Linked DNA regions of Homo sapiens: region 1 is linked to region 2. The links are chromatin loops, found by intact Hi-C in ENCODE. Cell type or tissue: Caco-2. All regions are shown on one strand. Each heading gives the region's core, and the rest is flanking DNA. Links, peaks and the distances in the headings are about the cores only.

What was found. Peaks named below come from ENCODE experiments on the same cell type or tissue, not always from the same donor. Only the 100,000 strongest peaks of a DNase experiment are listed, where the experiment ranks them.
Region 1: it touches region 2 in a loop (2.2-fold over the local background); 1 of 110 quality-filtered maps calls a loop at or near these places.

The regions. Positions count from the first base shown.
Region 1 is chr1:215,931,408-215,934,342 of GRCh38, forward strand. The region is part of intron 38 of USH2A (usherin); the gene reads right to left. Among named protein-coding and RNA genes, the nearest start is that of USH2A-AS2, 140 kb to the right of the region's middle. In Caco-2, for the core only: no CTCF peak of the experiment used is centred there; a DNase peak (open chromatin) is centred at 1,334.
Region 2 is chr1:215,876,029-215,878,938 of GRCh38, forward strand. It overlaps USH2A (usherin), which reads right to left. Exons shown (of 72, transcript NM_206933.4): 42 at 2,736-2,910; 43 at 1,730-1,852. Among named protein-coding and RNA genes, the nearest start is that of USH2A-AS2, 190 kb to the right of the region's middle. In Caco-2, for the core only: no CTCF peak of the experiment used is centred there; no DNase peak of the experiment used is centred there.

The DNA of each region.
Region 1 (2,935 bases), core at 304-2,803, 55 kb after region 2:
TTCTATGCTCACCTGAGAAAAGTAACCACTATAGGGAAGAATAAAAGAATGAAGAGTTGGCATAACTTGAGAATATTTCTCACCTCCAATACACTCACCCTCCTTACAGTTTGAGCTCCCAATTTTATCTACATAACCAGAGCATTCCTACATTGGACAGTGGTGTACAGAGAAGGTCTCTTTCACAGCTGGCTAAAATACAAGGTTGCTGAGGTTGAGATGAGGCCTGGAGGGCCTGAGTAATAATAAGCTTAAAATTTAAAACAAGTCGTTAAGCAATCTTGACTAATTTATTCATTCACCAATTATTCATTATGCACCTACCATGTGTCAGGTTTAGTCTAGGTGCTGAAGATAGAAATGTGAGTAAGAAACAGTTCCTACTCTATAGGATCTTATAACCAGTGATTGTGACAGATTAAACAGGCAATTTCAGTATAATGTAACTGTTCTCTGGGATACAGAAAGGCCCTATCTCAGCCTCTGTTGGCAAAACATGACTTTCTGATAGACCAATTTCTAGGTTTGAGGCTAAAAAATGAGTAGGATTTGGCCAGATTAAACGGGTAAAGGGGATTTTCCAGGTCATATTTGATAGCAAATATTTGATGAAGTAAAAAAGAGCATTTTATTTTGCCCAACTCTTTTCTTATTATGTTTTAAAAGTATGCAAAAGAAGCATAGCTAAGGATATTATCATCACAAATCTTGCATCACCCAGCATTGAAAGATACTAGGAATTCAACATCACCATAAGAGAGATCTAATATTGAAATCAAGGAAATGGCAATAATGATAACAATCCAACTATAATGGAAAAGTAAATAGCATATAGAACCTTCTCTGCCCATAAGTTGGTTTGCCTCCGTATATTGGTCCATTTATTATTCATTTCAGAATGAAACACAGTTCACTGGACAAAGGCATGGAAGATTTCTTTAATAACTCTCAGTACTAATTTAATTCTACTTAAACACACATATTCTAGTGAATGCCACATGCTTTTCAGCATGATTTTTATGTGTAAATCAGGATAATATGTTTTCAGATCATTAAGTAAAAGGAAGCATGAACTAAAACCTATTTAATCAATGAGGTATCACCTTTAAACTGCCACAAGGTCATAAAAAAGATAATTTTAAAGCTATACGTTTCCTAATTGTAATCAACAACAATCTAATGAAAAAAGAAAGTATGTCCTAATGGCCATAATAAACTTTAGCGAATCACTGTCTGTCTTTGAAGACATTTGCTTCCTCTTTGGTGAAGGACTGACTCCCAAATTCTAGATTTCTGAATACATAAAGTGGAGGATTGCATCAGGCCCAGAGAGTGTGGGCCTGCAGTGCATTATGGTAATGACACAGATAAGCATCCACAGAGCAAAGATGAAGATAAGCCTCAGTTAATGGTTTACTCAGTTTGACTGCACCACTATAAAACAATATTTTAGTTTCTTTCTATTTGTATAATATTAACCCTTTTACTGACAGGTATATTCACATAGCGCATATTCCGTTAGCAGTAGGACCTTGCTATTTTTAATTGAATCTTGATATATGTATAAATAACAAATTATTAGACCATACATTCCTAAAAACATAAACAATGAATTAAATTTGCCCTATTTTATGAATATGATATAAATTACTGTAAATCACAAACTATTTAATCAGTATAAATACCCTAAAATAAACACGCTTATTAAATATTGTATATATCCTGTAGAAAAGGTATTACTATATAACTTAAAACCTCCATTATGGCACTGATTACTCTTTAATTTCTAAATTTGAGTAAAGGATATTATATTCTAAGGTTTAGAGCCATCACAGTTTTCTATCCTTCCTAGCATGTGTATTGAAGTGAAAAATGAAGATATGAATACCTAAGGTTTATTTTAGCGGGGGGAGTTTGTTTTATTTTGGGTTTCAGTCTCAATTTTTAAATAAATATATCTAAATTCAATTCCCTTTTAAAATTATTGTCTCAATAAATATGATACTAACCTGAGTTGATCAGCCTCAAAAGTTTCTTTTATGCATTCTTTTCTTAAGTAATGTAGCTTCTGACATTTACAGTTTCAAGTATTTTAGTAAACATCAATTCATTAATTTTAATAATGGCATAAAAGGTAGATAATAGTGTGTGGTTTTATGATACAACAAGTAATGAATCTTTTTTGCAGGGGAGCGGTTCCATACAAACTGAAGATTCCCTTTTATTTTTCTCCAGTGATAAAGCACTTTGTGTTCTTATACTCTTCATAACTGGAAGTGGGGTTAACCTGCCCTTCGGATTGCTGATAAAAGATTGTGACATTCTCCCTTAGTTCAGAATATACTCATTCCTGGGAGATGGGCTACAGGGCAGATGCTGGATGTCCTGGGGTCCTTTGCCTTCAGGATTTTCAGAAAACACACATTCTTTAGCACTCAATTGAGAGTCATGCTCTTAACATTTTGAGGCATGCTTTCTGTTCAAGGGCCATCCATGTCAACCCTAGAGGGGTTTTCCTCAATGCGATTATTTCCCGCAACGAGTTAAAACATGGTGAAGCTGAAGGCACATCAAAATAATGGTAATTGTGAATAGGTCGATTTTTATAGAAATATTTAAAATAAAAATATGCAGACTGTATCACATTTCACACATGAATGTGGCCCTGCTGAACTGTAATTATTAGGATCAGGAATTTAAAGGTGTTTTCCAGTAGTGCAAATGGAATTTTCCTATTCTATCATCTGCACCCTGCCCTTTTTGCCAAATGAAGTACTTTAAGTATACAATTGAACTAGTTATTTAGAACACCAGGAATGAGAACCATTTGCAGTAGAAAATGGAAGCTCAAATTGCAAATATAAATTTTGGCTTTAAGTAACGCCTTGAACAAAATCATTTCCCAATTTTCTTAACATGCAGAAATCCAGATATA
Region 2 (2,910 bases), core at 411-2,910:
AGTTCTTTGAGGTCAAGGGCTAAGATGTATTTATCTTTTGTTCCTTATCACAGTGCCTCAGCACACAGTAAGCACAAATAAGCAAAAATAAATGAATTTATTCTACTGAAGTGATAATCATATAGGGATGCCAAATTAAGTAAATAATGAATTAAAAGTAGTTGAGAATAGTATAATGAGCATTATAATTTAGGATAAGCAACATGGATCTGCTAGTAATTGACCAATCTTCACCTATAAAAGTGGCAGTTTCATATAGTTCATTCTGTTGCTTGATCAGATTTACGAGATGCCTCTCTCTGAGAATCTTACAAGAACTAGGATGTTTTCCCACCACAACTTTTTAAGAGGACAGGAGAATTTTCCTTAGTTTTGCCATTCCCCAGAGAGAAGAACACTACAGCTAATATTCCTAAGGTACAGAGCAGTGAATTAATTCTTGATTGAGCTAACCTATTTTTAAGTATTCAGGTGTAGGGCACTATGTGCTGGTATGTGCCAGACACCATGCTAGGAACTGAAGACAGAGTCACGAAGACCGCACCCCTGCCTTATGGTAGATCTGATAATATAACGTGGTGTTTAGACAAGCAGTCAGGCCAGTACACTACAATGACAATAGTGATATGTTAGGGGATGTCCTATGGAAATGTTACAGAGGAGCTGAATCAGACCAGCAAGAGTGTTGGCAGGAAAGGCCTCCTAGAGGAAGAAACCTCCAGGCTAAGACGTGGCAGATGATCTAGTCAGGCAACAGGAAAAGGCAACTATGGGGAAAAGCTGAAAGAGCAAGTGTTGTATGTTGGAGGTACTGAATGCAATACAAATGTGGCTGGAATGCAGAGGCCTTGGTAAGAAAGGGATGGGAGACAAGGCTAGAATGGTAAACAGGGTTCAGACTACAGCTACCCAGTGGTGGGTCTAGAAAAATAATGACCCACATAGAAAAGTTACTGAAACATATGATCGAGGAGTTTTCATAAAATAACGTTCATGTTTTCTGAAATTTAATCACATTGCTTGAACTCATGAAGATTTAGAAGTCATTTAATTCTATAAAATCACCTCATTTTATGGACAACAAAAATGAAGCCCAGAGAAGTTAAGTGATTTTTAAGTAGTGAAGCTTTGTGGCCTAAAGTCACAAAGCTAGTTCTCCAGCACAGGCTAAAGCAGAACCAGATCTCCTAACTCTCCCATGTAGCACCCTTTTCTACTGTCACCTATTAGCCTTTACTGAATGTCTTTGAACTCTAGATTGAATTCTTTCAAGTCCCAATCCTGTTCACTAATGTTTTCTTTTGCGGACTGAATCAATAACTTACAATCAATTATAAGTCATTATAATTCATTTATAAGCCATTTCTAGAAATAGCAAGCATTCTACAAGTGCCCAGGAATTTTCCCCATTTTGTATGTGTTCAATATTTCCAAATTCTTCCATAACGTTTTATGTCTAGATGGAGCCGTGACAAAGGCAATAGGTTAAGGCTTGAACATCTACAAGTTCAACTTCAAAAGGCTTATTTTAAGCATGCAGTTAAGATGGAAAACATTAAACATGCTGACTGTTACAGCTGGGTGATTAATGCCACAGATAATAACCAAACATGTTTTATTGCATAACTGATAACACGCTCACACAATGAAGACACTGAGATACTTTGAACTATTCAACATGCCCAGAACTAAATGCCAGCATTTGTTTTTATAGTTTTTGTAATCTCACCTGCTAAGACCCTTATCTTCATAAAGCCACTGAGTTCCTGAATAAATATTGTGCCACCGATTTAAATCTTCTGGGGGATTTGATGCAAGTGGCTGCTGGATTTTACGTCTCAGAAGCTCATATCTAAAGCAAAAGACAAGCAGGAACATCAGGATTATCTCAACTCATATTGAGATTACCAAAACTCAGGCTGTTCTGTGGCATGTGCGTGTGATATATGCGTGGAAGCATAAAGAATAACATCTTAAGTTTACAGTTACGTGGTTTTGTTTCAGATGAACGTTTTTTTTTCTGGACCAAATTCCATATATTTAATATTTTGAAGAATCAGTTACATTCGCATTTTACTATTATCTCCCAGAATGATAGCATTTTAGATTTCTTCTAAGTTAGATGTGCCAAATCTTTACTGCCAGTTTCGCACAAAGTAGAAATACACAAAGCTTATCAAGTTAATGGTTTCCTATGACTATCAATACTTTATAAACGATGATAATATTATCAACTTTGTATTCTTGGCCAAGTATCAAGTTTGGGTGGTTGCAAAACCATTTCTGAATCACAGCTCTTTTCTTTCATCGTATCGGGCTCCCTGACCACACTCCTCACAAGTTTCCATAAGCTAACAACATGCCAAAGAATTACTGTGTTAGCCTTAGAATTCTGAGGTACATTTGTGCAAATGTATCATATAGAACCTACATCAGGTTTGCCTAACATATAATAAAAGCATATGTTGAAAATGAAGTGATGGATTATGTAGCGAATCCTTAGACAATAGTGATTGTGGTTTCAAGGGTTTTTAGTTCTTCAAATTGATAAACTTTGATGTTTCCATAATAAGTTGAAGTGTACAGTATGATAGTGTATGAAAGTTATGAGTCAGGGGATATTCAATGCCAAATTAGTTCTATGTTCATATAGGAATAAAAGCCTCCTTCATTTCCCTACTTCTCAGAGAGATAAGGACTACAGCAACATAAAAATCATAGTCACCTTCTCTTACCTCAAATTAGGTCCATTTGGCTTGGATGGTGGTTGCCAAGAAATCACAACATATGATTCACTTAGTGGAATCACAGACAATGGGCCAACATTCTGAGGTACGGTGGGGTGAGTGGTAACATAGGTAGGTAAACTCTCTGTGCACCCTCCAAGGTACCCATTACCCCCTGAGCAAG